Regions from separate parts of the Homo sapiens genome. Here all the other regions are linked to region 2. A link is a loop called in an ENCODE intact Hi-C map of the cell type or tissue named here. Cell type or tissue: K562. All regions are shown on one strand. Each heading gives the region's core, and the rest is flanking DNA. Links, peaks and the distances in the headings are about the cores only.

Region 1 (5,930 bases), core at 1,326-5,325, 59 kb after region 2:
ATAAACTAGGTAACCTATGAACAACAGAAGTTTATTTCTTATGGTTCTGGAGGCTGGGAACTCCAAGATCAAGGTGCTGGCAAATTCAGTGTCTGGGGAGGGTCTGCTTTCTGGCTCCCAAATGGTGGCTTCTCATTGTGTCCTTACATGGTGGAAGGGGAAAGAGATTTCTTGGGCCACATTTATAAGGGCACTCATCTCATTTATAATGGCTCCACTCTTAGGACCTAAACATTTCCCAAAAGGTCCCGCCTCCTAACACCATCACCTTAGGGGCTGGGATTTCAACATATGAATTTTAGGGGAACACAAGCACTCAATTTATAGCAGAAGGTAAACATATTTATCAAAGTTTATTATCTTGATTCATACCTTTTAAATATTTAGACCTATGGTTTGTGGGCCTCTGTTTGCATCCTTGTCCTGGGCCCCACCGATGCTAGGAAAAGACCTGTGCATCCTCTGGGACAATCTTGGTTGACTTCTCCCAGTTTCAGCCTTTGAACTTATATTGTGGCCCTTGAAGGCACAGGAAGGGGTTTGGCAAAGGTCTAACTCCTCAATAGGTCAAGCATTGGGACTTAGAGATTTTCTTGTTCTTCTTCCTCATTTTATAGGTGAAGGAATTGGGTTAACAGAGAGGCTAAGTGTCTTGCCAGGGTCACCCAGCTACCAAAGCACTCAGAGGCTCTGGAATAGGGCTGGAGTAGGGACTGAGGTAGTGGGAAAGGGGGAAAATGGAGAGGAGCTGGCATAGAGGCACCTGCACCTCAGCAGCTCTGAAATGCTTCAGTTAGCAGAGCTCAGCAGTGCCGATGCAGGAGAAGAGTACCATGCGGGCCCTTTGTGTGCCCACTACCTTTGTGTGATCTGGGAGATGTTCCCAGCCCTTTCACTACCTTACTCTCTCTAAGCCTCGGTTTTCCCCATTGTGGAATGAGCAGCAAGGACAGGATGATCTCCAAGATGCCTCTTAGCTTCCACGTCCTATGTCTGCGTAATTCCCCAGAGGCTGCAGGTTTGTGGAACTCTGAGGACTGAATTTGGCCTCAATCCATGTTTCTCCTTCATTTCTAAAACCACACGCACTTGCTGGAACACTAACTCCATCTGGTCTTGATTCGCTTCTTCCTGATTTCACTCTCTGCTGGAAAGTGCTGCATCCTGCCTGAGGCACCTTAGGGAGCTGCTCTCACAAACTCCCTGGTTTTTCTCCCCTGAGGCTTAGCAAGTCAAGCATTGCCAAGAGCTCCCTTCCTTCTGCCCCAGCAGAGAGGAGCAACCACCGTCTGGGTGAGCAGGCTTTTGCCTTCTTCCCTGGGGGCGGCTGGCAAGCTGGAATCACCAGCTTACCTCCCACAGGCACCTGGAGGCTGTCTGTGCCCTTCTTGGCAGGCTGCCCTCTCTCCAGGAAGTCCAGCTTTTCAAAACTTTGATCCCTTGTTACAGTTGCATCTCCAGTATGCCCACCCTTGTCCCAAGCTCTTACCCAATACTGTCCTCTTACCCTTCTCTACTCATTCTCTCATTTAGGCAGGAGGCAGTATAGTGATTAAGAACCTGAACTTGAATTCAGCTCTCCTGTTTATGGTCTGTGCAGTTGTCTCTGGGGTGATTTTCCTATCTGTCAATTGGGCATAATAATTCTTACCTAAGGGGCTGTTGTGAAGTACAGTCCTTGGAAGGGCCAGTCACGGTGGCTCATGCCTGTAATCCCAGCACTTTGGGAGGCCGAGGTGGGAGGATCACTTGAGGCCAGGAGTCCTAGGTCAGCCTGGGCAGCATAGCAAGACCCCATCTGTTGAGGTTTTTTTTTTTTGAAGTACAGTACTTGGTACACAATAATAAATAATGTGTCTTAGTCTTTGATCTAATGAACATTTGTGAAACATATTGTGTTAGAGTCTTCATTAACGTCCCTAGGTTTCCTCCAGATTTTATTAATAGCCCTTCACTTTCTTCTTAATACCTAAATAAAATAATCTGAGCTTCCATCCCACACACCTCTGGGGAGTCCCTCTCCCCCATAGTTTTGAGGGTTCTCTGGGTGGCCTTGTGTTCTGCTGATGCCTTGTGGTTCTGAATTCCTGCCCCTGCCTCAGTTCTGGAGCCCTCTCCTCAGGTCTTGTTTTCTGCTTGATTTGCTGCCTGCCCAGATTTGCCCAGTATGTGATCAAAAACCTTCTGACTTCCCAAGGCACCATTAGTGTAAGTTGTGTATGAGTGACAATTTTTATAGGGCTTTTGAGAACAGAAGGGTATTAAATGTCTGAGAAGAGAAAGAAATTAAAATTGAGTATTTGAAATGGTTTGGCTGTGTCCCCACCCAAACTCATATTGAATTCCCATGTGTTGTGGGAGGGACTTGGTGGGACATAATTGAATCATTGGGGCAGGTCTTTCCCGTGCTGTTCTCCTGATAGTGAGTAAGTCTCATGAGATCTGATGGTTTTATAAAGAGGAGTGCCCCTGCACAAGCTTTCTCTCTTTGCCTGCTGCCATCCATGTAAGATGTGACTTGCTCCTCCTTGCCTTCTGCCATGATTGTGAGGCTTCCCCAGCCATGTGGAACTGTAAGTCCATTAAACCTCTTTCTTTTGTAAATCGCCCAGTCTTGAATATGTCTTTATCAGCCCATGAGAAGAGACTAATACAGTATTATATACCATTGTTTATAAAGGCATGGAGTTTGCTGGGTAAAAAGAAGGGAATTTGGGCAAGGTGAGGAATTCCAAGCAGAGGGAATGTGTTGTGCAAGGATCCTCTGTAGCCCACAGGGACAGCTGGCTAACAGTTCATCAAATCCATGGCCTCCTCTTCCTCCCGGGTTCTCAGCTGTCCCTATGGAGTTAGCTGTGGCAACTGGCTGAGGTCTAGTCATTTGCATGTGAGTGGAAGGGATGTGTGCCCCTCCTAGGCCTGGCCCATGAAAACCTTTGGGCACACTCTTTCTTGCAAAAGATTAAGACTGGGATGGTGACCTTTGGCTGACTAGGATGGTGGTCCCCAGGGAGCCCTTGTGGGATGTATGCTGGAGACAGCAGAGCTGTTGTTAGCCTAACTCTGGAAGAAATGAAGAGGACAGCTGCTCTTATCAATCAGGAGCATTCATTGTGTTCTGTTCCATGAGTGAGGGATAAAGTTCTTAAATTTGAGCCATAATACATTTTGGGGTCTTTTTGTTTTTGCAGTTAGCATTACCCTAACATATACATCCAAACCTTTTTCTCCTTTAAACTCATCACTCTTGCAATTCCTTGTGTAGTATCAACCTTTCTTGGTAGGCTGTAAGCTACACAAGGGCAGGGATCATGGCTTTCTGTCGTCCATCTCCCAAGCCTGGTGCACTGTTAAGTGCTCCATGATTTCTCTGGTTGAATGAAACCGAATAGACGCTTCTGGGAACACTGCACAGCGCCGTCTGGTGAGCGTGGAGAGCAGTGTTGCCTTGTTTCAAAGCTTTGTTGTTCTTTGCAGAGTGCTTCTGTTCTAAACTTGCCTGATTCTGACTTCTGAATGTAACATATGCCCTTAGTCCAGGCTGCTTACATGCCTGGAGCCTAAAGCTTTGCCTTGGCCACTGATTTCCTATGATGTTGGGCAGTGCATGAGCTTGCTGCCTCCTGTTCTTTCCTGAGCTCCCCGGTTCCAGGCAACTGTCTTATAACAGTAACACTGTGAGATGCTGGCGTTTGAACCCTGGCTTCACCACGTATTAGTCATGCAACCCTCAGGAATTTAGGTAACCTCTCTTGTGCCTCAGTTTCCTCATTTGAATAATCGGGATACTAATAGTATCTATATCATAGGATTATTGTGAGGACAGAATGAGGTAATACATGTAAAACACCTCGCATGTTGCTTGGCATATAGCAAGTGCTCAATAAGTGCTGTTATTGTTAGGATTATTCTTGCATTTTTCAGTTTATAAAGCAGTTTCATGAATTTCAATGAATAGCCCTCCTATGACCCTTGGAGAAATACATTATAAGTAAAATGACCATTCAACGCTCAGATGCAAATATTGTTATTGATAAGTTTGAGGCATCATGCTAATCTTTCACATGCTAAAACAGGAGGAGAAACTGAGGCCCAGAGAGGTTATGAGAGCTGCTAGTGAGTGGTCGAGTGGGACGCAAACCCAGGTCCTGGGTACGAAATCCCAGGGACTTGTTAGAGTAGGGTAACTTCCATGCCTGCTTGGAATTCTCCTGCTCAAGATGTCAGTGCCAAAGGCATTGTGGAGAAGGATCTTTAGGCCCTAGGCAGAGACTGCTCAATGCATGTGTGCATGCCACACACACACACACACACACACAATCACACTTACACACGCACTTCGGCACCTCTGACCTCTCTGAGTTTGGTGGACAGGTAGTCTCAGTGATATTTCTGTCCCTGGCCAGTGTCCAGCTTTGTGTCATTGCTCTGCCCACCTGCAGGTCTTCAGCATAGTCCCCATATTGTTACTTCAAAATGGGTTTCTGCCCTTATACCCACATCCTTAGAGCACCTTCTATTGATTTTTCATTGGCCTGCCTTCCCCAGTTGTAGCCCAAGTTGTGAATTTTCCTGACTGTTCTTCCCCCATGGGTCCCAGTCCCTCTCATCTACTCCACTAAGTCACAGTTAGCTACGCTGACACATGGGTTCCTGCAATTTGCTAGGAGGTGCTAAGGGGGCAGTAGGGAGTCATCCTACTAGACAACATCCTGGCTGGTAGGCCAGGTGAGTCTTTCAGGCATGGCTCTGGGAGGGAAACTAGGAGAGATGGGCCTTAGCAGAGAAACCTTTCAAAGAGCTTGCCTCAGCCCATGCAGCTGCAAGACTGGCCTGGCCTCCACTACCACACACCCGTTAATCACATCCTACCTCTCCTTCTGGGGTGCCAGAAAACAGACATCTCCTGGCTGAGGACTCCTATTCTGTAACAGCCTCTACCTTTGCTCTTTCCAGACTCCTGCCAGCTCCCTGGCCCAGACTGTGGGGCTGGCTCATGGTCTCCTTGCAAAGATTTCTGGGGAGGGTGCTGCTCTAGCAGCAAAGAGCTGCCGTGGCTAATCCATTTGCTCTGTGCACTTGCAAGATACATAATTAAGAGTTCTGCTGAGGGGGGAAATAAAGCACACCATTAGATTTGTTTAGCATATTACGCCAGGTCTAGTGCCCGCCTGGGCTCCCATGCCACACAAGACATTAAGGTAAGACTCCAGAAACAGCCCTAAGGTTGCCTGATGGAATCTGCTCTGTGTTAATTCCGAGTAAATATTTGCTATTCAGGTTTTTATATGCTTTACCACCAGTGGGGATTTTGAAAGGTGGGCTCCCCCACCAAACACTATTCATTTAATTATCAGACCACTTAAACATAGAGTTCCTAAGGCTCTCCCCATTTGCCCCTGTGTCTGCCTTGCATTTTGTTTCCTTCTTTTTTTTTCCTCTGGATCTTGCCTTATTCTTTCTGCCAGCTTCTCCTTTCTCTTGCCCTCTTCCATATCCTCAGTGTCCAGAGCTGGGAGCTCAGCCTCTCTCTGGTGGCATGGAATGAGCAAGGAAAGGGCACTCACAATCCTGCATTAAGGAAGGGCCAGAGCTTTGATGTCTTCCTCTGAATTCTTTGCAAGGTGGGATCAGGCATGGTGCTGTGGCTGAGGTCCCAGAGAGGAGAGGGTCTGGAAGGCTCAACACAGGGCTGGAAGAGTTTGGAACTAAAGAGGAAAGAGCGAGTAGAAGAAAGTTGGGGTCCAATGGGAAAGGGCAAGAGAAGTTTCTGAGGGTCTTTCTAGAAGCCAGCTGGTATGGAAACTCACTTTCAGGGACAGTAAGGTTTAATGCATAATGACCAGAGGAGTGGTGGACACCCTTATAGCACCCTGTGAAAGGTGCTATTCATGGCTGCCCAAGAGTCAGAACAAGAGAGCTTGCCCTGC
Region 2 (5,930 bases), core at 1,336-5,335:
TACTGAAGAGGTCTTTATTGCTGATAACAATGAATAATACTAGCGCCTGGGAACAAAGGTGACTGTGGATCACAGTTTCCTTAGTCTCAGGAGCACTGCAGTGCCACACAGGCCTGGGGAAGAAGTCCAGCTCCCTGCTCACAAGTCTGACTTTGGTTTCAGCAGCGTATGTGGGGGCTAGGAGTGGTCAGGGGCCTGGGCGCCAGGAGCTCTGGCTTTGGTGTCAGAACAAAAGCTATTGGGTTTATCTTCCTTGAGACCATTAGACTTGGGGCACTGGTGTGAGGCCAGCGGCTGAGGTTCTTAGGGAGGATGGGGTTCCTGGGGGAGCTCAGGGAACCGCTCAACTCCTACCATTTTCCAGACATCCTTTCTCTATGCCTTTCTTTGACCCCTGCCAAGGCTGTTTTTCCAGTATCACAGACTAGGACTGAATTCTGAGTTTGTCTTGTCCATTTCTTCATCTCACTCAGGAATCTGCTGAGCCATCCAAGCAGATGAGAATCTTCTCTTTTGAGGCTCCCCAGGAGGCAAGCTACACCCTTTCCTTCAAATATCTTTTCCAATTCCCTATTTTCATTACCGCTAGAGGAAGACGACGAAGTCCAGGTTCTGGCACCACATTTTATTAGGCAGGCAACAGCAGAACATCAGGAATTTGTAGTCAGAAAAGCAATATGGTTAGATGTGAGTTTTATAGACAGTTCTGATGGGGGAGGGTGGGGACTGTGCAGGTGTGGGTGAGGCGCGACTGGGTGAGGCGCGACTGTTGTCAGGCCAGGGCCAAAGGCACTGGGGTGAGGGGATGGTATGTGGACAACATGACGCCCTGTGAAGACACACCTGGAAGGTCATAGGACTGAGGGGCAGGGATCAGCCTTCAGATGCTTAGAGACTATCCTGATCCTTTGTGTCTCCATGAAAAAGCATCTCTGTTCCCTTTGCTTGGCTCCAAAAGTAACCAGCATCTTTCTTCATTCTTGGGCACACATCTGACTCCTCGTCTTCCAAGCTGTGCTCATGCCAGGATCAGATTTACCATTAGATTATGACTTCCACTGATATGTTGAGATGTGGAGTAGAAAATGCTGGAGTCCACCCTGTGGATTTCTGGGGTCCCTGCCTCTCCAGCCCCGGCACAACTTCTGCCTGGCTTCAAGGGTCCTGAGGAGGGCTGGCTAGCTGACTCAGACCTGGGGACCCCCACTTCAGAACCCCCCACCCCTCCAGTTGGGTATCTTCAAAGGAATCTTTGGTGTCACAGACCAAGTCAGCAGGGGCTGGGAGGGAGCCTGGAGCTTTATTAACTAATCTCTGGTACTTGAGTAATTTATTATGTTTAAGCTGGTGCCATCAAGTCTCTCAGCAGTGCCCGCGTGCACTGGGAAATAAATTAAAGGCTGTCCAGAGATACTTGGATCATCTGTGTGATTGCTGGGCTGGTGAGATGGAGGTTTAAGGCTCTCTCTTCTTGCAAATTGGAAATTAGGAATTAACAAGACAGCAGGCCAAAGAGCTTCGGTGGTGGTGGTGACTTGGCTGCAGGGCCAGGGCTGGGGGAGGGAAGGCTGCCACCAGGGAGGGCGGAATAGCAGATCCCAGCCAGAGTTTCCAGGGCATGGGTGGGCTAGATGAGGGGGCTCTTCCTGGGCCTGAGCAGCAGGTGGCAGGGATTTTTCCACCTCTTGAAAAAGGTTAAATGGGTAATGGAAAGAGCCCTAGCCTGGAAGCCTGAAGACTTGTTCTGGCCCCAGCCCTGCCACAGCCCCTGTGTGACATTGAACAGTCTCTTCCTGTCTCTGGGCTTCAGTTTCCTCATCTGCAACAGGAGGAGGTGGGATTCAGGGCCCACTTATCCATGAGCACAGCAGGCATGCAAAAATGTTTTAATTTCTTTTAAAGTCAGAAGAGAAAGAATACGCTTTTTGGTTGAGGAAAATATTTTTAATATATAATATTAATACATTCATCTTGATACCAAAGCAGTCATTATATACATATATTTATATAAATGTATAAATTATATAAATATATAAATATATATATATATATATATATATATATATAGAGAGAGAGAGAGAGAGAGAGAGAGAGAGAGAGAGAGAGATAAGAGTTCTGCTCTGTTTTCCAGGCTGGAGTGCAGTGGCATGATCTCGGCTCACTGCAATCTCTGCCTCCCAGGCTCAAGCCATCCTCCCACCTCTGCCTCCCAAAGTGCTGGGGTGCTGGGATTGCAGGCGTGAGCCACCTTGCTTGGCCATAAAATAGGATTTAAATATGAATTTGTGTGCGTGGAGGAAGAGGCCCATGAAGACGAAGGTGCTAAGGGTCCCACGGAACTCATGATGCAGCCTCTGTTAAATGAGAAGATCCCAAAGGCCCTTCCTGCCCCAGTACACTTGCCTGTCCCATCCATTTGCCGACTTCGGCTTATCCGGGCTCTGGTGAGCTCCGGGCGCAGGGACTCATCTTCCTGTCAGTCCGCCCTACTCCTGCGGTAGGAGCGGTGTGCACAGCCCCACTGTGGCCGGTGGTGGGGCCAGGAGTGGAATGCAGGCTTTAGGCCTCTCCATGGCCCCAAGCTGCTGCTTCCTGATAGATGCCCAGGGAAGGGGCGTGTGAGCCCCTTGGGAGACCGAATCTCTTCTTTCCCAAATCCCTCGGATCAGGCCCTCCCCGGGGGTCTTCTGCCTCAGCCCTTGAACTCGACCCACCCCTACCTTCTGCTTTTCTGCCCTCACAAACTCAGCAGTGCCTAGAAGGGCCCTGGGCAGGGCTCCGCGCCTTCAGGGTCTGCTCTGCGGGAGCCAGCGGGCACCCGGGTGTGGGGCCCTCGGCGCGGGACAGCATGGCCCTCAAGAGCCCCAGCCTGTAGTTGGGTGGCCTCACCACCAGGTGGCAGGCTTGCTCTACACTGATGCATTGGCAGGAGCACTTACCTGGCAGTGGCCGCAGGGGTCGGAGGATGCCAAATCGGCCCGCGGCTGGGGGATTATTGAGGCCAGCGCCTGCGGCTTCAGAAGCAGGGCGGAGGTCTCTCCCACTCGGCGTGGGGCTCCTGCTGGGATTCTGTCTCCAAGGGCACCTTGATTTCCTAGAAGTGCCTCCAGGCCGCTGTCGGTGTGGGCCAGAGTGCGCCCCCTGGAGGAGGGAGGGCTGAGTTGCCTCCTCGGGGTTTGGTGTGTGCGCGGTTGGCTGGACTGGGTGGAGGGCTGGGGACACCGAGAGGGGCCTGATGATATCTTTGGAGGCATCCCAAGGACCCTGGTTCTGCACAGAAAGGTGACTCCCACCCAGCTGGCCCTGGTTTTAGGCATGGTGAACGCTTGATTGTGGTGTCGGCTCCACACCCACCACCTAGACTATCCCTGCTGTGGGCAGGGCCGCTTGGGAGGCCCACTGGCGGCAGGGCAGCCTGAGCGTCATCCTCTCGCACCCCTGACGAGCACGGCTGCGGCACTGTCCCTCCAGCACCCTGGGCTGTCCCCGAGGGGCCCCAGGAGCCAGGGCTCAGGCCACAGTCGAGCCCAGGGCCCTGTCTTCCCCAGGAGCAGAACAGGAAAAGACCCAGGCCCTGGTCAATAGAGTGCCAAGGAGAAGAGATGAGAGTGAGGGGTGAAAGACAGACATGGTGGCAAGTGAAAGTGAGGCTGGCCACGTCCCGCGGGGCTCCCTGGGAGCAAGTGTGAAGGCCTCAGGTCCTGGGGAAGAAAGTGGGAGGTCCCTGCCTCTGCTGGGCGCTTCTTTGTCTCAGGCAGCAGGAGCTCTCCCCAGGCCTGGAGTCCTCTTGGGGTTCCTGAGTGACATCTGGAATGCCCTGTCCTGTCACTAGCCAGCCAGGGCCTGAGTCAGAACTGGTGACTCACATGCTTCTTTCTGTGATGTCTTCGTGCCCTTTGTGAAAGTCAAAAGCCCCAGAAGTCAGCCCTGGGCCCTTCTCCCTGTCTCCCTCACCTGCCTGTGTGCCCTCCTTGGTGCACTGGTTCCCAGCCTGCCCCCTGTCCTCCCCACTCTGTCTTGGTTGAGAGATCTGCTCTCTGCTCTTGTTCCAGAAATACTGATGACTTTTTTGTGCAGTGCGCTCTGTCCCACCCATTCCAATGGCATCCGATTTCGAGAACTCAACTTTGAGGCTCCATGTCAGCACTCACTCAGACCCTTCCTCCCAGGCTTCTGTGTGTTCTTGGGTCAGGAGGATCAAGCCAGGCCTGGATGCGGAGTCAGGTTAGGGTACAAAGGCTCAGATGGTCCCCAGGGTCTCTCACCCTTGCAGATCCACCAGGACAGGTCTGGACCAGAGACTGGGAGAGACAGAGAAGAGGGAAAACAGAGAGCGCCATGCTGGGGAGGGGAGTGGTCTGGGAACAGACAGAGAAAAAGATAGTAGACGGATGCAGAGGAAGAGAGGAAGACAGAGAAGAAGAGTGTGTGTGTGGGAGACAGAGAGAGGGAGGGAGGGAGAGAGAGAGAGAAAAGAGACAGAAAGAGAAAGGAAGAAGACACAGAATAGAATAACCAAAAAAATCAGAGTGGGGGAAGGATGGAAATTAAATACATTACAAACTGAGGAAGGAGGAAAACGAAAGGAAAATAACAGAAAATACCCAAAAGACAGAAAGGATGAATGTAGAGGCAGGCACACACAAACATGGGTGTGAACAGCTGTGTGCATGCGAACACACACACACACACACACCCCTGCTCTGGTCACCGTCCTGGTCCTGTGCTGATCTTGCCTTAGCGTCTCTCTCCCTCTGACCTGCCTTAGGTTCCTAAGAAGGGCGTGGCCTCCTGGTGTTGCCTGTTCCCTGGCCCACCCCCTGCCCACCCCCAGAGATTTCACTTAGGCTGGGATGCACAGAGGAGGCCAAAATCTTTATGCCTCACACTTGTCACCCAAAATTGGATCTAACCGCCTCTCTCCCTTCCTTTCTCCCTCCTAGTTTCCTTAGTAACTGACAGTTCCCCAGTGAATGCCAGGCCCTGGGTGACAGACCGCTGTCACCATCACAGAAGCACTTTCTCTCTCTCTCTCTCTCTCTCTTTCTCTCTCTCAACTGTCCCCCTCAAAACCACATAGACTCACAGACTTGGGCGGGGGTGTGGGGATGCCTGGGTAGGCTCAGGGGTAATTAAAACATGTACCATTTATTCCGTAACAGGCAGCAGAACTTTAATTACTCACTCTGAAGGTGAGGGTGTGAGCAAGGAGGTGGCTACGGGGGGGTTGGGGAGGGGGCTCAGAACGTGTCTGCTTTTCTTCTTTCCTTTTCCATTTGCCCAACTTGGATTGGAGAGGTGGGAGGTGGGTCTGGGAAAGTGAGGGGGTGCTGAGTGCGTGTGGGGGAGAAGCAGAGGGTGAAACCTGATTGTGTTCATTAAGGCAACACAAAACTGGGAGCGGTAATAATAATTAATTATAAAAGCAATTTGCTTTTGAAAATTTGATTTGACAGCTTACTAGTGGCTGCACTGATCTAGCAGCTCTGGCTTAAAAATAGTCAGAACAAAAACCAAGTAGAAGAACCATCAGCTAATTTTAATTAGAAGCCAGGATTGGTAAACAAAATTCCGCACCACCCTTTCATTGTGGCTGACTTCGATTTAAGGAGATGTCGGGATTGATTTGGGGAAAGGCAGGGGAAAGGAAGGTGCCTTTTGGAGAGGGCATGGAGACTAGGGGGTCTGAGCAAAGGCAGTGACCCTGAGGGCTGGTCCCCCTCCTCGCCACCCATTTTGGGGATGTCGGCTCTAAGGGGTTTCCATGGCTCCTCCCTGTGTGACCTTGGTAGAAATGGCTCTGCCTCTCTGGCTTGCTGCAGTGGTGCTTTCTGTGTGTGTGTGTGTGTGTGAGTGTGTTCATGCACACAGATGTGTTGGAGAGGGGACATCACATTGACAGCATCCACTGATCCAGGAGAAATTCAACC
Region 3 (5,930 bases), core at 1,326-5,325, 420 kb before region 2:
AATGGGTACAGGAGGATGCTGAATGCCAACTTGGAGCCAACCCAGGTGAGGGAGTCACTGTCAGTGGTGTGTGGTGGAACACAGAGCTGGGTGATGGTTCTGTGAGTCAGATGCCACACCGAGGCCCTGGGGGTGAGGGTGCAGCTGGGAAGATGCCCATCCCGGCCTGCAGGACGGGAAGCATGAGGGCAGGGTCTGGAGGTGGCTCCTGAGGAGGCTTATTGGGGACCCTTCCTTCAAGACCATGATTTTGGGGTTCCCCTTCTGGGGACTGGTCCCTGGCTGTACCCAGGCTAGCTGGGGGCTTGGGATGCAGGGGCTGAGGGACAGGCCGAACTCCTGCCGGGAGGGTGCACACGAACTCAAGGTTTCTTATTGCAAGGCAGAGAAGGGGTTAGAAAGGAAGCCCTCATCCCATGGGTGATCACTAAGGCAGAGACAGATGAGGAGTCTTCTCTGGTGAGGGGGTGAGGGGGTGAGGGGGTGGGTGTGAGGGGGTGGGCCCCGCCCCTCTGCACATCTGTGGCAGGTGGAGCCTCCTGCAGGCACTCTGTGTTTCCAGGAGGGTTTTCTGCCTTCAGCATCTTTGAAATGACCCGGGCAAGGCGAATGGGCCCTCCTGCCTTCTTTCTTTCTCTCTCCCATTCTGCCTAGGAGGATTGGGGTATGGGAGTGTGGGGGGAGGGAGATGGTGGGGGAGCATAGGGGGGCATAGATGAGGAGAAGATAGCCCAGGTAGGAGTTGCCCTCTTGGCTCTGCCCTCTTGGAGCTGCCCTCTTGGTGGGGCATAGATGAGGAGAAGATGGCCCAGGTAGGAGCTGCCCTCTTGGATCTGCCCTCTTGGAGCTGCACTCTTGGCAGGGCATAGATGAGAAGAAGATGGCTGAGGTAGGAGCTGCCTTCTTGGCTCTGTTCTGCCTGAAGAGCAGCTTCTGCTGACCTCTCCAGAAGGGGTGGTGTTTTCTGATCACCTTTCGGCTTCTCAAACCGGGTGGGCTTTGCACAGACGGTGCAGCAGGAAGGAAGGAAGAGTGGATGAGAGAAGGAGCACACAAGAGAACAGTGAAATTCCTAAACAGGTGAGAAGCCTCCTGTGAATTCCAGACCCAAAAGTTCCCTGGAGGAGCACTGAGAGGCGGGGAGCCCTGCTGGGCAGGGCCCATTTCAGTGCCTTCCAGGGCCCTGGTGTTCCCGCCTGTGGGTCCCTTGGAGGCCGGAGGGCCACAGCAACTGCCTGAGTGGCTGCCCCGTTGTGTGCACCTCCTCTCTCCTCCCTCCCTCCCTGGGTCTCCAGCCAGCCCGCTGGCTTGATGAATTAGCCCCATAGATATTCCGTTGGGAAAACAAACACACATCATATATATCTTTGACAAGTTATTATTCTCCCTTATCAGGATTCGGGTGCATTCCTCGCCTGCCATTACTCACGCTGCACACCCGCCCTACCTGGGACTGGGCACTGAGCTCACCAAGGTAGCACCTGGCCAGGCTGGCTGCGTGCCCTGCCCTGCATCTGGGTTGGGCCGTGAGTGTGTGTGTGTGTGCATGTGTGTGCATGCGTGTGTGCATGTGGTTCCAGGCTGGAGCCAGAACAGGAACCACCCTGGCCCTGCTTTGGCCCACTAGACTGACCAAATACTTCTCCAGGCAGGGACTGGTGTGGCTCAAGATGAAACTGATGGTGTTCTGGGCCTTTCGCTCTCTCACTGGAGCCAGGAGTGGAAGTTTTGTTCCAGGGATTGCTCTGGTTTGGGCCTCACCCATATCCACTTACTGGGCTCCCCCTTGCTGCTGGGCCCTCCCCCAGCCTCCTGGCAGGACAGATCCCCCTGCCACCACCCACCAATGCCTGTGCTTCTTGGAGCCCACAGTGGCTCCTCCAGGGCTGCCCCCTTGGCCTATGTGGTAGGAGGGTCAGGGGCTGATGAATGAGATGTAGGTGAGTATCAGTGCTCTCAGCCAGGCTGTTGGGCTGTGATTTGTCATCTCTCACCCAGCACATTCCCACTTCCCCAGAGGCAGGCTCCATATTAACAAGTCCTCTACTTAGGAATATAAATGGGGCAGTTGGAATTGCTCCTGAGAGCCGGAAGATGCGAATGCATTCAGGCCTTGGAGATGGGAGCCAGGAGGGGAGCAGGGGGAGGGCTTCATGCCGAGGTGCCCTCAGACCAGCTGGGAGGGCAGCACCCCATCAGCCTGATTCTGAGGTGGGGACCTCAGAGGAAGGGAGGTCCCTGCTGCCTGGTCTGGGGCTGGGCCGGGGGTGGCTGCTCCTCAGGGCTGATGGGCCTGTCCCCCTGCTCTTTCAGGCGGGACCTTCCACCAGAGAGACTTCAGCTGCTGTGCCCTGAGAGGCTGCTCCCGCAGCAGGAGTTTTCGTGCCGTCACAGCGACTGCTGATGGGTCATTTCTACCAGCCCTGTTAGCTCTCCCCTGTCTCCAGCTCAGGCTGTGCATTCCTGGGAACCTTCCCTTCCCTCCCTTGGGCCACCTGCCTGGACCCTCACGGTGCCTTGGATCAAACAGCAGTGCTGGGAGAAGAGAGGCAGCCTTGCTGGGCCGGCGTTGCTCTGGCCTCCAAGGCTGAGTCCTCAGGTGGACTTGCTGCAGCCAGTTGAGCAGGTTCTGGTGTCCTGGCCTGGGCGACACTCTGAGGGGGTGGGCACCAGAGATATTTATGGTGCAATCCCTGCCTTCAGAGGCTCCGGTTCACTGGGGGGACGGCTGGGGAGGGGAGAACCGATGGTCTTGAAAGGTGTGCTGGGCGCTGAGAGGTGACCTTGGTACTCCTGGCAGGAGATCAGGGAAGGGAGAGACTGTGGACTGAGCACCATGGTGTGGAGGGAGGGCTCAGTGAAGGCTTCCTGGAGAGGCAGAGTGCTGGGGCGTGCAGGATGGAGAGGAGTGGGGGAGAGCCTTGGAGGGAGGCCACAGGCCAAGTGTGGGGAAGTGTTCTGGACATTCATTCAGAGTTCTGGTTATTGTCCCAGGGCCAGAATCCTGCTTCTTGGGGTCAGCTTCCTCCTGACTTCTAATGCTCCCTTCAGCTGGGGGGATGGATGGGAGGCAGATGAGGTGAAAAGGATGAGATGGAGTCAGGTATGGTTTGGTCTTTTGGGGCCGCAGCTTTCAGTCCCCTCAATTCCAGTACCTGGATAAAGTCTCCAAGCCTAGGGGCCTGCTGCCATCTCAGTGGGTGTGTGTGCCCATTGGGCGTAGGTTCCCACTTCACCTGGGGCTCAGGCCCCGGGCACCTGGCTGGCCTGGGTGGGTGTGGAGGTGTCTGGTGCAGTTAGCTTCATGGCCACTAGAGGGGAGTCCAGGCCCGTGTTTCTCTCCTTCCAGCGACGGTGGGCCTAGGCAGGGAAGAGATCGGGGTGCGGGGTGCTGGTGCTGGTGTCCACGTTGGCGTTCTTTGTGCTGGGAATGAGGGTGCCTGTTCTGCTTCCTATTAATGCCTGAGCTCTTCAGTTCCAAGTTAGGGATGAAAAATCTCTGGAAATCTGGGAGCCCTGGAAAAAAGGCATTATTTAAACATTTAATATCTACAATACTTTTCTTCTTCTTTTAGATACAGGGTCTTGCTCTGTCATTCAGGCTGGAGTGCAGCAGCGCGATTATAGCACACTACAACCTGGAACTCCTGGGTTCAAGCCATCCTCCTGCCTCAGCCTCCCAAGTAGCTGGGACTACAGGCACGTGCAACCACACCCAGCTAATTTTGTTTACGTTTTTGCTGTTTTTTTTTTCCCTTGTAGAGATGGGGTTTTGCTATGTTACCCAGGCTGGTCTTGAACTCCTGGGCTCAAGCAATCCTCCCACCTTAGCCTCCCCATAGCACTGGGATTACAGGTGTGAGCCACTGTGCCTGGTGACAATTCTTATTTTAGTCCCTTTTACAAAAATAGGTTATGAATGTAGAGGACCCTGTGGTGGGTGGTCAAAGGCACAGCCTTTGGTGTAACGTAGACTGCCTGGGTGGGATTCCAGCTTCACTGCCTAGTGGCTGGGTAACCTTGGGCAGGTCAAATAACATCTCTAAGGCTTGGTTGCTCCCACTGTAAAATGTGGGTTATGATGCCTAGGCATAACCACATAGGCATAGGCATAAAACACAAGGGTCATTTAGCACATGCCTGCCATATAGTAAGGATTCCAGTGTAGCTTTTTAGTTTTCCTGATAAGCAATCACATTTGATTAAGATGTGATATGGTTTGGCTGAGTCCCCACCTAAATCTCATCTTGAATTGTAGTTCCCATAATCCCCACGTGTCGTGGGAGGGACCAGGTGGAGATAATTGAATCATGGGGCCTGTTTCCCTCCTCCTGTTCTCGTGGTAGTGAATTAGTTCTCACGAGATCGGATGGTTTTATAAGGGGCTTTCCCCGCTTCTCTGGGCCCTCATTCTTCTCCTTCCTGCCACCGTGTGAGGGGAGATGTGTTTGCTTTCCCTTCTGCCATGACTGTAAGTTTCCTCCCAGCCCTGTGGAACTGTGAGTCGATTCAACCTCTTTTCTTTATAAATTACGCAGTCTTGGGCAGTTCCTTTTTTCTTTTTTTGAGATGGGGCCTGGTTCTGTTGTCCAGGCTGGAGTGCAGTGGTAAAATCTCAGCTCACTGCAACCTCTGCTTCCCGTGTTCAAGCGATTCTTATGCCTCAGCCTCCCAAGTAGCTGGGATTACAGGCATGCACCATCACGCCTAATTTTTAGTAGAGATGGGGTTTCACATGTGGCCAGGCCGGTCTGGAACTCCTGACCTCAAGTGATCCGCCAGCCTCAGCCTCCCAAAGTGCTGGGATTACAGGCGTGAGCCACCATGCTTGGGCAGTTCTTTATAGCAGCATGAGAACAAGCTAATACAAGATGAAAGAGTAAAGGCCCAAATTTAAAGAAAAACACTATTTTCTCTTCCATTAGCATTTTAAAGATACTTCCCCCACCCACCAGCCCCGGCCATGAAGAAATTAGAAAAACTTGCTTCAACCCTGATATTTTCTAGGCCTTAATACAAAAATGAATGACTGCCAATTTGCACCTTCATTTATGTCTCATATTTCCTGAGGTGTGATTGCCTGCTGGGCACCCCAGGCCCCTCTGCAACTGAGTGGGGACACTCAGGCTGCTAGGATGCTGGCACCAGGGAGTCCTCTAGCTCCGGCTGTCCTCCCCAGCTACACATTAGTATCATCTGGGCGCTGTAGAAAAGACCAGTGCCTGAGCCCCACCCCCAGAGGTGCTTATTCACTTGGTCTGGGGTGGGGCCCAGGTGCTGGACTGATTCGAAGCTCTCTGGGTGATTCACGGAGCATCCAGGGTTCAGGACCTTTGCCTGGAAGTTTTCCTCTGGTGGAGGGAGATGTCCCAGTGTCTTCTCACTGTGGGCTCACAGAATTCTGTACACATTCAGGAGGAGACATTTGGCTTGGTGTAGGCAAGCCCATTGGGTCATTCATAAGGGGGCCTTGGTTCTGGTCCTGGCTTAGTTGTTGACTCTGGAGAGCCTCTTGGTAAGCACCCTGCCCCCTGGGCCTCAGTGTCCTCATCTGTCAAAGGGGATGAATGGCACCTGTTGCGCCTAAGGGTCATGTGGCCTGGGGATCAGATGCAGCAATGTGTATGCTTCCGAAGGTTGTGAAGCTGAGATACCCACAGGCGGTTTCTCTCACCTGCCCTTTCAGAGAGTGGGGATGAGTTCGTTTGCAAGGCTGCTATAACAGACCCCTCCGCACGGGGTGGCTTAAACAACAGAAATGCACGGCCTCATCGTTCTGGAGGCTAGAATCCAAGATTTCGGAATCAAGGCAGAGTTAGTGTCTTCTCTGGGTAGTGAGGGGAGGATCGGGTCCAGGCGCCTCTGCTTGGCTGTGGATGGCTGTCTTCTTCCCCAGGCCTCTCTGCTTGGCTGTGGATGGCTGTCTTCTT

What was found. Peaks named below come from ENCODE experiments on the same cell type or tissue, not always from the same donor. Only the 100,000 strongest peaks of a DNase experiment are listed, where the experiment ranks them.
Region 1: it touches region 2 in a loop (12-fold over the local background); 10 of 110 quality-filtered maps call a loop at or near these places.
Region 3: it touches region 2 in a loop (6-fold over the local background); 6 of 110 quality-filtered maps call a loop at or near these places.

The regions. Positions count from the first base shown.
Region 1 is chr11:116,214,696-116,220,625 of GRCh38, reverse strand. No RefSeq gene overlaps it. Among named protein-coding and RNA genes, the nearest start is that of LINC02151, 280 kb to the left of the region's middle. RefSeq lists an enhancer at 3,260-3,554 and a silencer at 3,260-3,554. In K562, for the core only: CTCF peaks have their summits at 3,426 (motif pointing left) and 4,673; no DNase peak of the experiment used is centred there.
Region 2 is chr11:116,273,736-116,279,665 of GRCh38, reverse strand. No RefSeq gene overlaps it. Among named protein-coding and RNA genes, the nearest start is that of LINC02151, 220 kb to the left of the region's middle. RefSeq lists an enhancer at 3,101-4,051. In K562, for the core only: no CTCF peak of the experiment used is centred there; DNase peaks (open chromatin) are centred at 2,885 and 3,165; H3K4me3 peaks cover 445 bases.
Region 3 is chr11:116,689,261-116,695,190 of GRCh38, reverse strand. No RefSeq gene overlaps it. Among named protein-coding and RNA genes, the nearest start is that of LINC02702, 53 kb to the right of the region's middle. In K562, for the core only: a CTCF peak has its summit at 3,317 (motif pointing right); a DNase peak (open chromatin) is centred at 3,320; H3K27me3 peaks cover 589 bases.